2 separate regions of the Homo sapiens genome follow, and region 1 is linked to region 2. Evidence: read pairs that join two places in POLR2A ChIA-PET (ENCODE). Cell type or tissue: PC-3. All regions are shown on one strand. Each heading gives the region's core, and the rest is flanking DNA. Links, peaks and the distances in the headings are about the cores only.

Region 1 (5,378 bases), core at 272-5,271, 300 kb before region 2:
CTGGCACAAAATAGGCACTCAGTATATTTTGACTTAGTGATCACTCTAGTAGTGCTGTGAGAGCTTGATAATAAAGTTTTTTTTTTTTTTAAGACAGCATCTCGCTCTGTTATCCAGGCTGGAGTGCAGTGGCACGATCTCGGCTCACTGCAGCCTCCGTGTCCTGGGTTCAAGAGATTCTCCTGCCTCAGCCTCCTAAGTAGCTGGAACTATGGGTGCGCGCCATCACGCCTGGCTAATTTTTGTATTTTTAGTAGAGATGGGGTTTCACCATGTTGGCCAGGATGGTCTTGATCTCCTGACCTTGTGATCCGTCCACCTCGGCCTCCCAATAATCAGAAATTTTTTTTTAGGAAATAATTGCAATAGTGGAGGTGGAGATGGAAAGGCGGGTATACGTGAGGGATGTCCCTCATAGTACTGGGCACATAACAAAATCATCAGTGGTTATTGGTCAGTATAAAACAATGGATGTTATTACTAAGAACCACTTAGGGTTGTTCTTTTTTAAACAAATACTCATTAAACTTTGTTTATGGCTCTATTCAGCTAATTCTTTTCAAATTAGGTATTTCAAAAGGGTTCTTTTTTAAATTTTTATTTTTTGGCACCCCAGCAGGAAATGAAGAAATCTTTTTTAAGAGAAAAAATACAAAAATGCAGTTGAATTTCCCCAAGTGTGTTTTTTTTGTTTGTTTTGGTTTTGTTTTTTTGAGACGCAGTCTCACTCTGTCACCCAGGCTGGAGTGCATTGGCATGATCTCGGCCCACTGCAACCTCCGACTCCTGGGTTCAGGCCATCCTCCCACCTCAACCTCCCGAGTAGCTGGGGCTACAGGTGCACACCACCACACCTGGGTAATTTTTGTATTTTTTGTAGAAATCAGGTCTTTCATTGTTGTCCAGGCTGACCTCTAACTCCTGAGCTCGAGCCATCCTCCTGCCTTGGCTTCCCAAAGTGCTGGGACTGCAGTTGTGAGCCACTGTGCCCACCTCATTTTGTTTTCTTCTTTTGGTACTATCACCACAATCTAGCCACAGGACACTTTTCATCTTGTAAAACTGAAATTCTGTACCCATTAAACAATAACACCCTATTCTCCCCTCCTCGCAGCCCCTGGCAACCACTCTTCTACTCTGTGTCTCTGAGTTTGACTATTCTAGGTATCTCTTTTTTTTTTCTTTTTGTTTTCTTTGTAGAGATGGGGTCTCGCTGTGTTGCCCAGGCTGGTCTCAAACTCCTGGCCTCAAGCCATCCTCCTGCTTCCCAGAGTACTGGGAATATAGGCGTAAGCCACTGCATCTGCCTCTTTTATTTTTTTAGTAACCAAATAGAAATTTGGGTGGCTATCTTTTGCTTCTTCTGTCAGCTATACTCCCACAAATCTCTGTGATTGTCAAGGTTCAGTAACCATATACACTACATGGTTTAATAGTAGGAAAAACTGCCGGGCACGGTGGCTCACGCCTGTAATCCCAGCACTTTGGGAGGCCAAGGCAGGCAGATCACCGGCGGTCGGGAGTTTGAGACCAGCCTGACCAACATGGAGAAACCCCATCTCTCCTAAAAATACAAAATTAGCCAGGCGTGGTGGCACATGCCTGTAATTCCAGCTACTTGGGAGGCTGAGGCAGGAGAATCACTTCAACCTGGGAGGCGGAGGTTGTGGTGAGCTGAGATTGCGCCATTGCACTCCAGCCTGGGCAACAAGAGCGAAACTGTCTCAAAAAAACAAAAAAAAAAAAAAGTAGGAAAAACTGTTGTCAAGAGACTTAAGTAATGATCCATTGAGGATGATCTGGCTTAGATTTAATCAGGAAGGGTGGTTAGCTAGATAACAAGGTTTGTAGTAATAAAATAGAGTTTTCATAAATACTGGGATGAATTTTGGAGAGCCTGAATACATTACATTTATTCATACAGCAAAATTTTTTGAGTACTATGCAGACACCAAGGATATAGTGCTGGACAAATTGAGTCAAGTCTATGCCCTCATAGAGCTAACATTCTACTCAGGGTATATAGAAAGCACAGTTCCTTGGCCTTCCTAGAGTCAGTAATTGAGGGACAATGAGCTGTGTGTTCTAGATGAGCTAGGGAAAGGATCGCTTTTCCAACTTGCTAAGTCTTGAGAGCCAGTAAGCAACCCTCACCTGCCCAAGGTCTCACTGCCTGCCTGTTTGTGGCAGGAGTTGATTTGCTGCTTTTGTAATATGAACCTTTTGATTATTTAATAGGGCTGATTCATAGTCATGTTTGTTCTTTTCACTCCTTCCCTCTAGCTTTGGGGGAAGAGTGAGTTACTCCTGTTGTTAAAAGTTTTGATTGTGTCTGGTCTTCTCTGGAAATCCTATGACTTTTTTCTGTCATTTTGCATCTTCAGTTTTTCAGACTTTACTGGTTTTTCCCCTTTAGCATATAAACATGCCTATGTTTCTTTAAAAAATAAAATTTCTGTAGGTAATGCTTCACTTTCTCCTTCCTATCATTGATAAACAGCCTACAAAGTACTCTTGACTCCTCTTGACCTAGTCTTCATCTTCTACTACTTACTTGCCAGGTACTCCTCAACCCTGTCCCTACTGCTCCATTGAAACTGCTTTCACTGATGACTCCTGGTTGCCTATACAACAGAAGAATTTTAGTTCTTTTTGTTTTGTTTTTTTGAGACAGAGTCTCGCACTCTCGCCCAGGCTGGAGTGTAGTAGCCGGATCTTGGCTCACCGCAAGCTCTACCTCCCAGGTTCATGCCTTTCTCCTGCCTCAGCCTCCTGAGTAGCCGGAACTACAGGTGCCCGCCACCACGTCCGGCTAATTTTTTGTATTTTTAGTAGAGATGGGGTTTCACCGTGTTAGCCAGGATGGTCTTGATCTCCTGACCTTGTGATCCGCCTGCCTTGGCCTCCCAAAGTGCTGGGATTACAGGCGTGAGCCACCGTGCCTGGCACATTTTAGTTCTTAACTTACCTAACTTCTCTTTAGTTTTCTGCCTATAGAGCTTCTTTCTCCTCACCCGTGTTCCTCCTTGTCTCCCCTTCCTTCTTTCCCCCTCTTCTTTCTTTCCCTTCCCCAATCCCTGTTCCATCTGAAGTTTCCATGTAAGCTTCTCTTTTTCTGCCCATTCCTAAATAGTGATATATGTTAAGAATTGTCTTACTGGGCCGGATGTGGTGGCTCACGCCTGTAATCCTAGCACTTTGGGAGGCCGAGGCAGGTGGATCACGAGGCCAGGAGATCGAGACCATCCTGGCTAACATGGTGAAACCCCGTCTCTACTAAAAATACAAAAAATTAGCCGGGCCTGGTGGCAGGTGCCTGTAGTCCCAGCTACTGGGGAGGCTGAGGCAGGAGAATGGTGTGAACCCGGGAGGCAGAGCTTGCAGTGAGCCGAGATTGTGCCACTGCACTCCAGCCTGGGCGACAGAGTGAGACTCCGTCTCAAAAAATAAAAATAAAAAAAGAATTGTCTTACCAGCTGGGCGCAGTGGATCACGAGGTCAGGAGTTTGAGACCAGCCTGGCCAACATGGTGAAACCTGTCTCTACTAAAAATACAAAAATTAGCTGGGCACGGTGGTGCGTGCTTGTAATCCCAGCTACTCGGGAGGCTGAGGCAGGAGAATTGCTTGAACTCAGGAGGCGGAGGTTGCAGTGAGCCAAGATCATGCCATTGCCCTCCAGCTCTGGGCGACAGAGCAAGACTCCGTCTTGGGGAGAAAAGAAAGAATTGTCTTACTTCTTTTCTCACTCTGCATGGTCTCTCTGCTAGCTTATTTACATCAGTAACCTCAAATGCAAATGGCTTACATCAAATCTATAGCTCACTCCGGACCCCTCTCTGCAGTTACTGCCCCTGCTTGGCATCTCTACTCAGCTCTCTCATAGATACTGAACTCACCTTTTGCCTAATTTTGCAAACCTGGCTCTTTTAGGTTTCCATCTCCATTAGTGGCTCCACAGTTCACCCAGTCTTTAAAGCCAGAAACTTCTGAAGTTATTCTAGACTCTTCTTCCTTAGCTTCCACACCAATTACTGGTCACACAATCCTAATTGATCTTTCCTCAGATATCTAAATAAATAACTCAGATCCATCCCCCGTTTCTCCTTTCCCACAGGTGCTTTCTTAGTTCAGAATTTTGTCGCTTTATACCTGCGTTGCTGCAACAGCCTTCTACTTTCCTTGCCTCTACCATGAGTATCTCTCATTCTGTCTTTCAAAAACACTGATCTGAAAATTTCCCTTCTGTGTAAAATTAACGATTCTTTGTAGCTGGCAGAATACAGTTTTGTATGGTACGTCGTTAGCATAGCCTTCTAAGCTGTTCATCTTGGCCCTACCTGTCTTTCTGAACATGTGTCCTGCAAATTTCCCAAATGTGCTACTGAACTCTAGCTGCACTGAACTATTTCTTGTTCTCTGTGGTAACACTTAACAGATCCTTCCATCTGAAATGCCCTTCTTTAATGCCTCTTTGATCTAATGCCTCTTGAGGTTTCAAAATTTAACATGTCATCTCTCAGAACACTTCTATGCCTTTGCTCCCACTCATGGACCACCAGTGAATGCACTCTGTATAGTACGTCTGTTAGAACGCATCATGTTGTTTTCAGCTGCCTCAGACTGCACTGTCTACTCCTTGAGAACAGGGACTGTATCTTTCATGTATGAATGCCTAGCACATCATATACCACCTGACCTTCTCAGCAAGCTTTCAGTAAACCATTGAAAGTTTTCCTGCTAGGAGATTGTGTGATTCTTAAAATCCACCTGAACGTAAATGTCTTTCCACTATCCTTTCTTTGCCTTCTCATCCTTATGGCTTATTAGCTCCTTGTTATACATTGTATACACTAGGAAAAATGAGATTAAAATTGAGCCCATCCTTTTTGTTGCTTGGGAACACCTCTTGTAAAGATAGCTTATAGATTAGTTTAAAAACGTCAGATGCTGAAATTTTCTTGCTTGTAAAGATTCTTACTAAATTTCATCACACTGGAATTACGTTGATTCCTTGATTGAAGGAATCCCCTTATGGGATTCCGAAAGACAGCAGGAGATGAAGTTCAGGTAAATTAGTACTTACTAAATACATACCTTAGTCATTCTCACTGTTAGAGAAGGAAGTCCAAAATGAGTAAAGACAGTTTCTATCTGGAGTTAAGGGTCTAAGTAGAGATTGATGTAGTGTAATTCAAGTTTAATACTAAGCAGCCTGGGTGCCGTGGCTCACACCTGTAATCCCAGCACTTCGGGAGGCCAAGGTGGTTGGATTGATTGAGGTCGGGAGTACAAGACCAGCCTGCCTAACATAACGAAACCCCATCTCTACTAAAAATACAAAAAATTAGCTGAGCCTGGTGGCACACGCCTGTAATC
Region 2 (5,378 bases), core at 160-5,159:
GACCAGGCTAGTTTCAAACTCCTGGCCTCAAGCAAACCTCCTGCCTCACCCTCCCAAGGTACTGGGATTACAGTTGTGAGCCACTGCACCTGGCCTGTAATTTGCTAATGCTATACCTCTAAAGTTCTAACAGATGTTGCATACATGCCTGCTCCACATGTGTGCAACTTACCCATGGATCGCAACTCTGTTCTCACTGACAAAATCATAATATGAATATGATCTGAAGGTAGAGGAGAACAGAGCTAGGACCACGAACCTTTTCCATCTAGCATGACATAGCTGGTTACTTCAAGAACCACTAGAGTTTACATAACTCAGTTATTACTTTAATGGGTAGATTGGGCAACTACCATGCTCTTAAATATGTTTAATGAACTCGCCTAAGAGGCCACAGCACAAAGATGATAAGAAGACAATATCCTAAGCAGACTATAAGTGATGAATTGCTGGCAAAAGCTGGAAGACCAGATAGGACACAGTGACATGGATGGTCAGAAGATTATCAGATGTTCCCAGGTCACGGCCCACAGAGAGAAAAATCTGTGCCGATCGTTTCCTCCAAATTCCTAGGCTGGGAGTTCCTCATTCTGAAGGTGTGGAAGGAAGCAAGAGTCTCAGTGTCCTGAGCAAAACCTTAAAAGTCTGGCCTGCACTTGAGACCCAGAAATACACATAAAGCTCCTCGAGGCATGAATAGGCAATAAGCACTTTCAGTTCCTCAAAAAGAAAGCTGCTGTATAAATACGGGCTATTATTGCTACTATGATTTCAAGATAAATACAGCTCTCCTTTGTGTTGCAAATGCTTTTTTATTGACATTTTGGCAGCAACATAGTAAAAGAAAAGCAGGTGATCTGATGCTTTGAAAGCTGTGACCCCATAGGTATGAAGGCAGTTTATCTAGGCAAGCTATTAAGTGCTGTTCTATCAAACATTCTGATAGCAGGAAATACTAAGAAAGCGCTATAATTAACAGGCAGAGCCTGGCTTTCCTTCCTTGGCTTAGATGATTGTACTCACTTTAAATTTCATCCATTTGCCACTGGGTATGTTGCAATCTTGGAATCTCAGGACTAAGTCAACACAGCAACTAAAAGCTTGTTAAATGAGTAACCATATTAATGATGTCAATTCTTCTCCCAAGTTGGGGGAGCCCTTTCTTAATTGGTCAGCTGATCCTGGGGAGAACAGCACCTGAAGCACAACCCAGGAAAGAAAGGGTTGGCAAGGCGGTGACTGCGCCCTCTCTCTCCGCATGCCACTTTCCCAGATTCCGGGACTTACATCAAAGAGACACAAGTTTCTGGAGACAGGAACTCTTACCCATGTAGAGGATTCCATCTGAACTTCGGCATGGGGATGCCTGCACCAATTCTGGGATGGTAAAAGGAAGTTTCTTTAAAAAAAAAAAAAAAGAAAAAAAAAAGTTAACCAAGTCTTGTGCAATTATTACAATTTTACCAGGCAGTTTGTTTCTATTACCTAATTCTGCTAAAAAGAGAGAAGCACTTTGCAGATGAGAGTTTTCCTAACTGAATACAAAGGAGAAGGGGGCACCCTATGCTTCCACATCTACTGTGTTTTTATTTTCATTTTTTTGAGACAGGGTCTCATTCTGTCGCCCAGGCTGGAGTGCAGTGGCACCATCTTGGCTCACTGCAACCTCTGCCTCCTGGGTTCAAGTGATTCTCTCACCTCAGCCTCCCAAGTAGCTGGGATTACAGGCATGTTGCCACTACACCCAGCTAATTTTCCACATCTATTTTGACAAGCTCCCAGGTCCCTGAGCTCTGTAAACATCCACTCCTTTACTTGACACCATGTGCAGAGGCCCCTCAAGGTCTCCTGTCCAGGGTGCTTCCCAGGGGTGACACAAACCTTTTCTGAAAAGATTTACACAAATATGGAGAGTTATATATTCTTTGAAATGCTAAGAAAGAATTGTCCTGGCTTGGAATACAGAGCCAGAGCTGGCTAGACTGAGTAAAATGACAGTGCTTTGTAGAGCCCCATGGGAGGGAGCCAGGACATTGATGCTGAAGGGATGCAACCTTGGTGCCAAGCTCAAGCTTCGAGGGAAAGGAGAAGTCGCCATTACAGGGGCAACACAAGAGTTTGAGGTGGAAAAGAGTTTTGATGTTTTCTTCAGTAAATAATTCACTATTGAAAAACAAGAAAAATTGAGACTTTTGGTTTTAAAGAGGAAGTTAAGATAGGTGCCAGGAAAAGAAACTCAAAGGAATCCAAATGTTTCAACTGCATTTCATCATAAAACTGATTCTTCTGAGTCTACAGCTGACATCTGACGAGCTCTTTTGGTTAATGCTTGTTTCAGTATACTTTATTTTTAGAACATTCTGTGTTTTTGAAATTGTTCTATAGATACCTGCTTTTATAGAAATGCCTCTACTGCATGGTCACCTTTTTCTCCAAGAAAGAAAAGATTTCTCTCTAGCTTTAATAAGCAGAGCTTTGCATACTAAATAACTTGGATTTTCCCATCATCCCAACATTCAAACCAAGCCTCAGAGGAGGAAAAATGCTTCAGAGAGGCTGCAATGACTGGGTTTTGCCATGTGTTTCTGAGAATCAGAAAGGCACTGCAGATCTTCTAGTCTTCTGGAGTCCTGTGGTCTCTGCTGAGCACTGCCACTGGTGCCCTGATTCAAGGCCCAAGCTTGGGAAACATTGTTTCTGGAGCTGCTAAACCACAACCCAGAAAGGAGCACAAGGGAGTGATGAAGGGCATCCTCTTTTTTTTTTTTTTTGAGACGGAGTCTCACTCTCACCCAGGCTGAAGTGCAGTGGCGTGATCTCGGCTCACTGCAAGCTCCGCCTCCCGGGTTGATGCCATTCTCCTGCCTCAGCCTCCCAAGTAGCTGGGACTACAGGCGCCCGCCACTGCGCCTGGCTAATTTTTTGTATTTTTTAGTAGAGACGGGGTTTCACCGTGTTAGCCAGGATGGTCTCGATCTCCTGACCTTGTGATCCGCCCGCCTCGGCCTCCCAAAGTGCTGGGATTACAGGCCCGGCTGGGCATCCTCTTTAAGAACCAACTCCAACACTAGAAGACTCAGCCCTGGACATATTCCTTCACTTCTCCAGGCTGTTTCCACACCTCTAAAACGGGGATATCACCCACAGGGCTGCTGAGAGATTCCAATGAGATAACTTATACAACTCACTCACCCCAGTTTCTGGCAAACAAATTGCTTAAGAAATGGGGACTACAGAGCTGTGGAGAGAAACCAACGGAGAGCAGTGTTGAAGGTGAAATACACACAGCTCTATACAAACTTGCCCTCCTCCCCTCTGTTTTGGTCACAGGCATTCACAAAATAATTTTAAAACACCCAAGTTAAAGTCCACAATCCACTTACAGCCTAGATCAGTGGTTCTCATCCTTGGTTGCCCATGAGAATTACTTGGAAGCTTTAAAAACTTCCTACTGATGCATAATACGCAAACAGAAAAGCACTCATCATCACACAGCTCAGTCAAGTTTCACAAAGTGAACATACCCACGTAACCGGCATCCAGGTGAAGAAACAGAAGCCCCCCTCCTCTCTTGCCCCCCTTTCTAGCCATAACTCTCCAGGGGTAACTATTATCCTAACTTCAAAACAGCAGAGACTCGTTTTTCCTGTTTTTGGCTTTACATAAGTGAATGGCAGCGTGTGGCCTTTTTTGTCTGTCATGTTTTGCTCAACATCACGCTTGTGAGTCATCCGCGGCGTGTGTCGTCATAGACTGTTGGTCCTCATCACCGTGCATGCCGCTTCCAGAGTTTATTTTTCCACTCCACTGTGGATGTTATTTGGCCACCCTCTGCTTATTATAAATGGTGCTGCTGTACATTTGGGCACATGTCCATTGGTGAACAAAAGTGCATTTCTTCTTTTTTTTTTTTTTGAGATGGAGTCTCGCTCTGTTGCCCAGGCTGGAGTGTAGTGGCGTGATCTCAGCTCACTGCAAGCTCCACCTCCCGGGTTCACGCCATTTTCCTGCCTCAGCCTCCCAAGTAGCTGGGACTATAGGCGCCCGCCACCGCACCTGGCTAATTTTTTGTATTTTTAGTAGAGACGGGGTTTCACCATGGTCTCGATCTCCTGACCTCGTGATCCGCCCACCTTGGCCTCCCAAAGTGCTGGGATTACAGGCATGAGCCACCGCACCCAGCCACAAATGTGCATTTCTGTTGGGTCTGTAACCTAGGAGGGCATTACTGGGTCCTAAGGACTTTAGCACTTACTGCCAACAGTTTTCCAAATCACTTGTGCCACCCTGCACTTCCGCCAGCAGTAGGTGAGAGTCCTGGTTGCTCCACATCACCAACATGTTTTCTTTTTCTACTTTCCTTGTTTTGGCCATTCTGGTGAGTAGCAGTATGGCACTGTGGCTTTAATTTGCATTTCCAAATGACTAATAAAATGGAACATCTTTTCATATGTTTATGACCATTTGGATATTCTCTTCTGTTATTCTTCCATTGGGCTGTCTTTTTTTAACGTACCATAGGATTTCTTCATATATTCTGAATATGAACTTTTGTTGGATGTGTATACTACAAATACTTTGTGGCCTCTTAATGAGGAAAAGTTCTTAATTTTAATATAATCAATATATTGATTTTTTCCTAAATTTATAGTGTTCTTTAATATCCTACTTAATAAATCTCTACTTACTCTAAGATCATGAAGATGGTTCCATTACTTTTTTTCTTAAAGCTTTATTATTTTGCATTTCACATTTAGATGTGTGATCTATCTGGAACTGATTTTATATGTGTTGTAGGGGGGTAGGAGTCAATACTTTTATTCCTATATGGATATCCCAATTGACCTACACCACTTATTGCAAAAACACTGTAAGCTGGGTGGTGGTGGCTCACGTCTGTAATCCCAGCACTTTGGGAGGCTGAGGTGGGTGGATCGCTTGAGCCCAGAAGTTGGAGACCAGCCTAGGCAATATGATGAAACCCCATTTCTACCAAAAATACAAAAAATTAGCTGGGCGTGGAGATGTACACCTGTGGTCCCAGCTACTCAGGAGGCTGAGGTGGGAGGCTGGCTTGAGCCTGTGAGACGGAGGTTGTAGTGAGCCAAGATTGTGCCACTGCATTCCAACCTGGGTGACAAAGTGAGACCCTGTCTCAAAAGAAAAGAGAAAAGACAAGACAGGACACTGCAGTGTCACCTTTGTCACATATCAGATGACCATATGTGTGGGCCTGTTTCTAAATTCTCTTATCTGGGGAGCTTTTAAAAAGTCCTGATGACTTAGATCAATTAAATCGGGACCTTCTGGGATTGGGCCCTATGTTCTAGGTCCTAATGCTGTTTTTTCGAATTCCAGGTTATTACAATGTATAATTA

What was found. Peaks named below come from ENCODE experiments on the same cell type or tissue, not always from the same donor. Only the 100,000 strongest peaks of a DNase experiment are listed, where the experiment ranks them.
Region 1: POLR2A ChIA-PET joins it to region 2 with 5 read pairs; 1 of 35 experiments calls an interaction of 5 or more read pairs at or near these places.

What each region holds. Positions count from the first base shown.
Region 1 is chr17:63,778,569-63,783,946 of GRCh38, forward strand. The region is part of intron 1 of DDX42 (DEAD-box helicase 42); the gene reads left to right. Among named protein-coding and RNA genes, the nearest start is that of DDX42, 7.1 kb to the left of the region's middle. In PC-3, for the core only: no CTCF peak of the experiment used is centred there; a DNase peak (open chromatin) is centred at 2,183; H3K4me3 peaks cover 955 bases; H3K27ac peaks cover 1,811 bases.
Region 2 is chr17:64,073,849-64,079,226 of GRCh38, forward strand. ERN1 (endoplasmic reticulum to nucleus signaling 1) reads right to left here. Exons shown (of 22, transcript NM_001433.5): 5 at 1,327-1,399. Among named protein-coding and RNA genes, the nearest start is that of ERN1, 54 kb to the right of the region's middle. RefSeq lists silencers at 558-617, 1,101-1,395 and an enhancer at 838-917. In PC-3, for the core only: no CTCF peak of the experiment used is centred there; a DNase peak (open chromatin) is centred at 1,073; H3K4me3 peaks cover 390 bases; H3K27ac peaks cover 1,964 bases.